2 separate regions of the Homo sapiens genome follow, and region 2 is linked to region 1. A link is a contact called in ENCODE Hi-C or POLR2A ChIA-PET data. All regions are on one chromosome and are shown on one strand. The core of a region is the stretch at or near the end of the contact, and the rest is flanking DNA. Distances in the headings are between cores, read along the strand shown. Region 1 overlaps LINC00673 (long intergenic non-protein coding RNA 673). Region 2 overlaps LINC00511 (long intergenic non-protein coding RNA 511).

Region 1 (4,797 bases), core at 168-2,667:
CTCAGGGTTTCCATTTAAATATTTGATTCTAGACCAGGAGTTGGCTAACTACAGTCTGTGGGCCAAGACCGGCCTGCCACCTGTTTTTGTACAGCTCGTGAGCTAAGAATCCTTTCCACATTAAAAGTTAAAATCAAAAAAAGGAATATTTTGTGACATGTGAAAATTATATGAAATGTAAATTTCCAAGTCTATGAATAAAGTTTTATTGAGACTCAGCTATACCTGTTCATTTGCTTATTGTCTATGGGTGCTTCATGCTACAATGGCAGAGTTGAGTAGCTCCGATGGAGATGTCATGGCCCACAAAGTTGAAAATGTTTACTCTGTGGTCCTTTACAGAAAAAGCTTGCCAGTCCCTATTCTAGATGACTGATTATTAAACAGGGAGTGTAGGAGTAGGTACCTAGTACAAAAATTGCTGGGCTTAATGCTGATTGGAATAGAGTTCACTAACAGTTGGAAAAGAAGAAAATGCAAGTATCTTTGGTATTTTAAAATAACAGAAGTAAAAAGGAAACAGGGACTGAGTTTTTGAGAATCCTGTACTGTTGATGATGTCACTTTTTCAGAAGTAATCTCTAAGTTTCAGTACACAGGCTGTAGGTATTTGCAGAGGGTGTGTGTTCTAAGATTCCCTTAAGCAGGGAACTCCCTAGGCTGTTGAATGGGTCAGGGTGGGGGTTGACAGTGGGGAGTGGAAGGGGGAGGCTTGACTCATGTCCACCCTCCTCATCCCTCTGCCTTTCCACAAGTGGGAGCTGCCTGTAGAAACAGAGCATTGCTTAAGAAGCTCAAGTTTTATTTCACCTGTTGGGTGTATTTGTCTGTTTATACTCTGCCTCATTCCACTTTCTTCTAGAAAGGATTTAAGGCAGCCAGGACCCTTCAGTGTCAAAAATCCCAGATCCTAGAAGAAGCAATGCCTAGGGGCTGTGTTTGAGGGGAGTACGCAGAGTGAGGTGTCACTGATGATTTCAAAGAGGTGACCCTGGAGCTGAACTGTTTTTCAACGAAGGGAACATTCTTTTCTTGCCTTTATCTCTCTGTCCCCTGTCACCCCGATCTCTGCTCCCACTCCCAACTCCTCAAAGGGCAAATTGTGTTGCCTTGGGTCTCATGGAGGAGAGAAGGCAGGGACAGAGAAGAGTCTGCCCGAAGCAAATGCCAATCCTTGCAGAGTGCCGAGCGAGCTGGGAGCAGCGGTGAGCTGGGTTGAGGGGCAGCCATAGGAACAAGCGCAGGGAGAAGGCTGAGTAATGGACGGGAGGCACAGTGGGTGACAGGGCTGAGAGCACAATTTATGAGTCACCCCGAGCAGCTGCTCTTTGCCCCAGGGGAGCAACTCACACATTCCCAAGGGAGCCAGTGCCTGGGAGACGTGACGTCGTTGTCACTGGGAGAGGAGTTTCAACCATGTGTGGCTTCGGAGGAGCTTGTTCCCATGGGTAACACCCAAGATTCTCAGGATGCAAAATCCCAGCCAAAAGGAGATGGGGCTCTAAGACTTCTTGTGCATGCTTGTATGTATGTATGTATGTGTGTGCAGGTGTGCATATGTGTGTGTGTGCATGTGTGTGAAAGAATGTGTCTCCTCCATGCTGAGACCTCATTATTAACTGCTGATCTGTGCATCCAGGGTGGTAAGAACTTTCATCGTTCATGGAGGAGGTGGTGGCTCTGTGACTAATAGCCCGCCAGTCCGTAGCCATCCCAACATTTTTCTCAAGGATGCTCCCTCCACAAAATCCTGCTCCAAACCCATGATTTGCATGAAACATTCCCTGTTCAACCACGACGGCTCCTCATCTGGCATGTACATTTGGATCATGGTTAGAGGGGGCTGGCCACCTCTGATTGAATTCAGAAAGCCAGCCCGGTGCCGCCCACTGACTCTCTCCCAGGCATCAGCCTTAAAGTTCTGGCAGCTATTCCCAGCTAAATGGGTGCATCAGGCCTTCTTACTGCATAGATAGTTAATAGGGGAAGGAAGAGAGCTCACTCACAGCCTCTCACTGCTGCAGTTTGTTTTATAAACCTGATAGGCACACAGCAAACCCAATGACCAGATACAATGGAAGCAGCCTTTCCTTTTGCACTGTCACCAGCCGTGGCTTTATAAAACCGTTGTTTTTCCTTACCTGGGAAGCCCTTGGGCTGTCCCTTACTTCCTTGATAAGCCAGGCAAGGACATGACAACCTTTAAAATATTGTATCTCTGTGGATAACTGAGCCCAAGAAGAGGAAGGATCTAGTGTATGCCTCCTTAACAATGAAATGAAAAACACAGGGAGCCAAAACCAAGTTTAAATGAGGGTCAGTGGATAACGCATGAACTGGGAACACAATTTGGTTGGGGAAGCTTGTCTATCCGTGGTGTTTTCTGGATAGCTGTTTTCCAGCACACACAAGTATACAACACTTATTTAAAACAGGCCAAGTGCGGTGGCTTACACCTATAACCCCAGCGCTTCGGGAGGCCGAGGCGGGAGGATCACTTGAGCCCAGAAGTTCAAGACCAGCCTGGGCAATGTAGTGAGACCTCATCTCTACAACAAATTTGAAAATTAGCTGGATGTGGTGGCACACACCTGTGGTCCCAGGCACTTGGGAGGCTGAGGCAGGAGGATTGCTTGAGCCCTGAAGGTCAAGGCTGCAGTGAGCCATGACTGTGCCACTGCACTCCAGCCTGGGAAACAGAGGAAAACCCTGTCTCAAAGAAATAATAAAAGAAAAGAAATAAAACAGACTTCCCCAAGAATAGTAAACCACAGTTACAAGTTCATATTTGTAAGTTTATTGTTTTATTGAATCTATTTTTTGGGGTGGATACTTGTTGATAGTCCCTGTGGGTACCTGGGATGTTCCTCCTAGCATAGACGGCAAAAATTTCCAGTGAATTCCTCATTTCCTCCTGTTTCTTTGTGAATGCCCGTAGCTTTAAGGGCCTCTCACCTCCTCAGAGGCAGAGGAGGTTTGTGGACTGGGTGCTAAGCTAATACCCAGGAACTGAATTTTGTTTTGTTTGCTCCACCCACTCTTGGGTAGAGGTGCCGATAGGATGGCCACACTGTGGCCACAGCAAACAGAAATGACCAGCACTACCCAGATAGGAAGCACACGTGCCCAGCTGATCCTTCGGTCCTGGGGAGCTACCTGAATCTCATGGGAAACCCACTTTCCTTTTTCCCCACCACAGACTTGGCTTTCTGCTTCCTTTCTGCTCTGCTCTTTCTGAAAATGCAAATGTGTGTTGGGCAGATCTCCTATGCAGGGAGATTGGCAGAGCCCCTAGGGACACTTGACTGACCAAGGCTTCTTCGTGGAGAGCTGTTTTCTGGTTTATTCTGTCTTGTGATCGATAGGAAACACTGGCCAGGCTTCTTATTTTCCAAGGCTGCTGCTTTCTGACAGGCTTTAAGGGATTAAGGGTTGAATACAGGTGGGTTTCTTCCCCCTCCTGACTCTGTCACCTGGACATTGCCATGGCAATAATCCTCCCTGAAACAAAAATAAAGGGCAGAACCGGTTGGACAGAAAGTGTAGCCGAAAAGTCTTCCAGGGACACTGAGAGTTGAGGGACTTTGAGGCCGCATGGGGCTCCATAGAGCAGCAATCCCCAACCTTTTTGGCACCAGGGACTGGTTTTCTGGAAGATAATTTTTCCGTGGATGTGGTGGGGTGGGGTGGGGTGGGGGTAGTTTCTGGATGATTCAAGCACATTACACTTATTGTGTACTTTATTTCTATTATTATTACATTGTAATATGAAATAATTATACAATTCACCATAACATAGAATCTGTGGGAGCCCTGAGCTTGTTTTCCTACAACTAGACAGTCCCATCTGGGGGCGATGGGAGACAGTGACAGATCATCAGGCATTAGATTCTCATAAGGAATGCACAACCTACATTCCTCACATGTGCAGTTCACAATAGGGTTCTCGCTCCTATAAGAATTTGATGCCATCACTGATCTTACAGGAGGTGGAGCTCAGGTGGTAATGTGAGCAATGGGGAGCGGCTGTCAATACAAATGACACTTTGCTCACTCACCCACCACTCACCTCCTGCTGTGCAGCCTGGTTCTTAACAGGCCATGGAGCAGTAATGCGTCCATGGCCTGGGGGTTAGGAACCCCTGCTATAGATCATGTCCACAAGAGCAAGGAGGTAAAAAAAAAAATGAGTGGCCTTGGTGTTAGGGAACACTATACATCAAAGTGCCATCAACTTGTGCTTTAGAGAAAAGCTGCAGTTTGGTTCCTTCACAGATGAGGTGGAATGATTTTCTTTCTGCAGCCAGCAATCCTGTCTGGTCTCCCTCCACCCATGGAGGGTTCAGAGCAGTAGCTCCATAATCTGTCACTGGAGTTTAGCTGGTTTGTGATTCACGAGGAGGAGAGGGAGGCTGGGGATTATAATCTGTTCTGCAAAATCTTGTGGGCTGTGCAATGGTTGAGGTTTTTGGCTGCTTGAAAAGCCCTGAGGTTTTTTAGGAAGGCAGATTTTACTATGTCAGCACTGAAAGATTGGTTTTGGAATTTAGGGAGGAAAAACCCACAATAGCTAGAAGAAGAGAGGTGAATATTATTCTCTGCTAAAAAGAAAAAATTCTTTTATCAGTCTCCTGGAGAGAAGTGGGACTGGCTTTTGGTGGTTACAGGGTGGGCTGTCAGGAGTCACTTTTCTTCACTTCTCTCTCTCTCTCTTTTTTTTTTTTCTCTCTTTTAAAGTCCTCTGTGGAATGTTTGGAAAAGATTGGCAGATTCTAAAAGAAAATGCTGTTGGCTCCT
Region 2 (4,696 bases), core at 53-2,552, 150 kb before region 1:
ACTGACAGATGCCCTCTGCAGAATTAGAGGCAGCCTGGGATGGAGGTTGGGTTCTGAGACTTACATCTTGAGCAGGATTTCTCAGTCTCAGCACTGTGACATTTGAGGCTGGATCATTCTTTATTATTATTATTATTTTGAGACAGAGTCTTGCTCTGTTTCCCAGGCTGGAGTGCAATGGCTGGATCATGGCTCACTGCGACCTCCACCTCCTGGGTTCAAGCGATTCTCCTGTCTCCACCTCCCGAGTACCCGGGATTACAGGCGCCTGGCACCACACCCGGCTAATTTTGTAATTTTAGTAGAGATGGGGTTTCACCATGTTGATCAGGCGGGTCTTGAACTCCTGACTTCAGGTGATCCAGGTGATCCACCCATCTCGGCCTCCCAAAGTGCTGGGATTACAGGCATGAGCCACCACACCCGGCCTGGATCATTCTTTATTACAGGGTTTTGTCCTGTGCCTTGTAGCGTGGTGAGTAGCATCCTGGCCTCTACCAACTAAATGCCAGTACCACCCTGGCTTCCCAGTTGTGACCATGAAAAACCTCTCCAGACGTTGCCCAGTGTCTCCAGAGTAGGGGGAGGGGCAAAAGTGTGTGGGTTGAGGAGCACTCATAGAGACGACTTCAAAGTTTTGGAGCACGACTGACTTCCTGCCAACAGTCACTCTGCCCCTCAGTCCCTTTGCTTCTCTCTCCATCCTTGCCCTTCCCATCTGTTCAATGGGCACTTCGATGGCCATGAACTAAACCATTTACTCTGTGAGTCAGGAGGAAAGCAAAACCCCAGCCACATCTCACGCTGGAGAAACAGGACTTTCTTTCCTTTCCCCTCAAAGTTCTAGTTTTCCGCAAGGTCCCCAGATGGCCAGCTGAGAGCCTCTCGTCCACTCTGCAGGCGGGGACAAGCAAGCAACACAAACACCCTCTGTCCTTCCTCCAAAGGGAGAAAAGAGTTTTCCTCCCTCCCTCCATCCTTCCCCTCCCCTTTCAGAAACTCTTGGGTTGTGTTCACCGCCACCCCCGCCCCCGCAACCCGGCCCCACTCAGTCCGCTTACACTGCCGACCCCTCCCCAGCCATTCCCCGTTCACTTCCCTCCCCTTCCCCTGGTACACCTGACTTATTTATTTATTTATGGCTGGAGTATTTGAGCTCAGGGTTAGTTCGAGTCTATTAAGTTTGCTCCTTTTCCTGCCTGGGAACCCGGGTAATGAGTAACCATAGCGTGCTTTGGGCAGCTGTCTCCGACAAACCGAGAGACGCCGTGGGAGCCGCATAAGGGAGCGTTTGTTCTGTGCCTTCTCAATAGTTCCTTGTGCAGGAGGCAGGGTGATGGGAGGGAGGGAGGGAGAAGGGAAGAAAGAGACAGACACTAAATCACTGCACTTTTGACAATTCCTCTCTTCTCTCCCACCACCCATCCTCCCCCACCTACACCGATCAGATCTTTGTGGTGGACTTAAGACTTTAAGACTTTTGTTGCTGTTTCCATGAGCCTGGGGAGAGGCTCCTGTGTACCTCGTGGGGGTACTTTTGGGTGAGTTGCAGACTATATGGGGCCTGAGGGCTGATTTTTAACATGGGGATGGTTTAGGTGTCCTGGATCTCTCCCACTGTGTGTGTAAATTAACACAATGCCTATTGTTCCCTAGTTCATTTAATGATCCAATAAATCTCTAGGTATCTATTCCCAACCTTGTGGCCTAGATATGCTATAAAGCTGTTTGAAAAGTGCTTTCATAAAGCAGTCCAAGTGTATTACGGGATTAGTCATATGCCCCACAATCAACATGGGACTCGTTAGGGCCTTCCTTGATTTGTATCATTATGTAGACAAGAGAGACAGGCCAAGAAATATATTGTACATACGGCTTTTGGAAAATATCCTAAGTGATAGCCACATTCATTCATTCACTGCATGGGGATTTAGCATCCACTATGTGCCAGCTGTTTGGCTAGGTCTCAGGGGCAACTACGGAAATGAACAGGGCATGACTCTGGCTCTCAAATTTGCAATGGGGTAAGGAAAATAAGAAAGAACCCATGTCCCCGAATTACGGTAATATAAGTTAAGCTGGAATATGTGCCATAAGAAAGGTACAAGCAGAATATCTAGAGAGAGGGGAGGAGGGAAGATGAAAATATTTTGGGAGCATGAAAGAAAGCTTGGCTTCAGGAGAAAAAGATGAAGGGCAGCCCCTCCTCCAGGCAAAGGAAAGGTTTTAGCCAAGAAATGAAGGCAGGCAAGCATGGGGCATATTTGGGGAACAAGGAAGGGCTGGGTTGGTTGAGACATGGGCAGATGAATCACCATCCATGCTGTGTTTTAGACAGATTAATCAGGCTGTGGTGTGTAGGGTACATTTAAAGGGGAAGAGATTAGAGATGACAGTTAGAAGTAGATGCCACCGGTCTAGTTGGAAGAAAATGAGAAAAGACAGGATGGGTAAGATGGTGGAGTGTAGGATTGTGGAGGGAGGGGGTAGCAACTGACCACATGTCGAAGAGGGCACAGTGGAGGTAGCCCTGAGGCTTTAAGCCTGGGTGGCCAGGAAGAGAAATCTGGAAAAATAGCATGACACATCATCAGGAGGTCCAAGAATGGTTCAGAACTGAGTAGCAGGATCAGTGGTCTGGTTTGGATGTGCTAGATCTGAGAGGCACCGAGGGACAGATGTCTGAAAGCCAAGTGGCAACAGAGGTCTAGAGCTGGGGGGGATGTCAGGGGCGCTGTCTCTCCCTAGCATCCCCCTCTAACGCTGGCACGAGAGTGGAAACTCACCCTTGAAACGTGAGCTGGATCTCCTTCCTTTGCCCATCCAGATCTTGTCTCCATTTCACCCCTGATCTGTGCCCCAAGAGCTGCCCTTGTAGGGATTGCATCAGCAGGCTCCCTTGGCCACTGGATTCCAGCTGAGTTCAGCAAGTGGAGCGAATAGCAGAAGATTAGAGGGTGGAAGGAAAGTAGCCTCAGTTTCTGGCAGGCTGTCCTTTCTCCGCAGCTGCTGTCTCTGGGTTCTGGAAACATTCTGCTCTCCTTGCCCCGTCTGACTTCAGAGGGTGGGGGTCATGCCTTCCCACCACTGCTGGCCCCATGAACCTGCACTCTCCCTTGTTGGTTCCTTGAACTCTGCCCATCCCATAATACATCATCTCTGTCTTAAGCTCTTTTCAGTCCCCCAAAGTGGTTGTGCTGTTTGTATCCTGTTAGGACCCTGATTCATCCAAAAACTGGAGTCAAAAGTCACACAGGGCCGGGCACGGTGGCTCACGCCTGTAATCCCAGCCCTTTGGGAGGCCAAGGTAGGCAGATCACTTGAGGTCAGGAGTTCGAGACCAGCCTGGCCAACATGTTGAAACCTCAGCTCTACTAAAAATACACAAATTAGCTGGACGTGGTGGTGCATGCCTGTAGTCCCAGCTACTCAGGAGGCTGAGGCAGGAGAGTTGCTTCATCCTGGGAGGTGGAGGTTGCAGTTAGCCCAATCACGCCACTGCACTCCAGCCTGGGCAACAGAGTAAGACTCTGTCTCCAAAAAAAAAGACACACAGAACAAATCCTTTTTCTCTTCTTTTATGCATGGTATTTCTGCTCAAACAGAGGCCTTATAATAATGGAATGGACAAATAATTATTACAATTGAGAAAAGTTTCATCAACTGAAGCAGTTTGCAAATTTTCTAGGTTTCTTCTATCATTCAGATTATTAATGTACCAGTTGTTGATCTCTTTCTCTTTAACATTTCTGGAGTTTTCTCTGTCATCCTTTGTCGGCTTCTGACTTCCCCAGGGGACTTCACATCTTTCTTTTAGTGCTGAGGTGAGTTGCTCCAACTGAAGCTCCTCTTTTTGAGCGGCTTCCACCTTCGTTCCTCTGGCAGTGCAGAAGCAGGCCGTTTGCCCTGGTGAGCTACCTCCAATTGAACCATCATCATCTGAGCATCAGAGAATTCTGAGCAGGAAAATTGAGACTTGTTCCAATTTATTGAGACTTCTTCCAAAACTTAGGAAAATGTTTAGCCGGAAGATAGTCTGTAAGTATCTGTCTGTTTTAAAATACAGGCATGCACACCATGCCATGATAGCTTTCCCGTCTCAGTAGTTGCTGTGACTGTCTTTGTGTTTTGTTTTGTTTTGTTTTGTTTTGTTTTGAGACAGAGTCTTGCTCAGTTGCCCAGGCTGGAGTGCAGTGGCGTGATCTCGGCTCACTGCAAGCTCCGCCTCCCAGGTTCACGCCATTCTCCTGCCTCAGCCTCCTGAGTAGCTGGGACTACAGGGACCCGCTACCATGCCCAGCTAATTTTTTTTTTTTTATTTTTAGTAGAGATGGGGTTTCACCATGTTAGCCAGGATGGTCTCGATCTCCCGACCTCATGATCCACCCGCCTCAGCCTCCCAAAGTGCTGGGATTACAGGCGTGAGCCACCGCGCCCGGTCATGTTTTGTTTTTTGAGACTGAGTTTCACACTTGTCGGCCAGGCTGGAGTGCAATGGGGTGATCTCAGCTCGCTGCAACCTCTGCCTCCTGGGTTCAAGCAATTCTCCTGCCTCAGCCTCCCAAGTAGCTGGGATTACAGTCACCTGCCACCATGCCCAGTTATTTTTGTATTTTTAGTAGAGACAGGGTTTCACTATGTTGGCCAGTCTGACCTCAGGTGATCCACCTGCCTCGGCCTCCCAAAGTGCTGGGAT

What was found. A loop is a pair of places that touch in the nucleus more often than their neighbours do. ChIA-PET counts read pairs that join two places held with the same protein, here RNA polymerase II (POLR2A). Pooled maps may share reads with other maps.
Region 2: a map of Calu3 shows a loop between it and region 1 (12-fold over the local background). The contact joins two enhancer-like sites. A Hi-C loop is called at or near these places in 1 of 168 maps with a recorded cell type or tissue (Calu3), 2 of 37 single-sample maps with no recorded cell type and 4 of 50 pooled maps. POLR2A ChIA-PET finds 5 or more read pairs at or near these places in 1 of 52 experiments (MCF 10A).

Annotation. Positions count from the first base shown.
Region 1 is chr17:72,462,236-72,467,032 of GRCh38, reverse strand. All of the region lies in intron 1 of LINC00673 (long intergenic non-protein coding RNA 673), which reads left to right. Among named protein-coding and RNA genes, the nearest start is that of LINC02003, 120 kb to the right of the region's middle. RefSeq lists an enhancer at 1,325-1,534. Within about 2 kb of position 1,417, at least 12 of the 41 ENCODE cell types and tissues checked have a DNase peak (open chromatin) inside an H3K27ac peak, as active enhancers do.
Region 2 is chr17:72,611,802-72,616,497 of GRCh38, reverse strand. All of the region lies in intron 3 of LINC00511 (long intergenic non-protein coding RNA 511), which reads left to right. Among named protein-coding and RNA genes, the nearest start is that of LINC00673, 21 kb to the right of the region's middle. Within about 2 kb of position 1,302, at least 11 of the 41 ENCODE cell types and tissues checked have a DNase peak (open chromatin) inside an H3K27ac peak, as active enhancers do.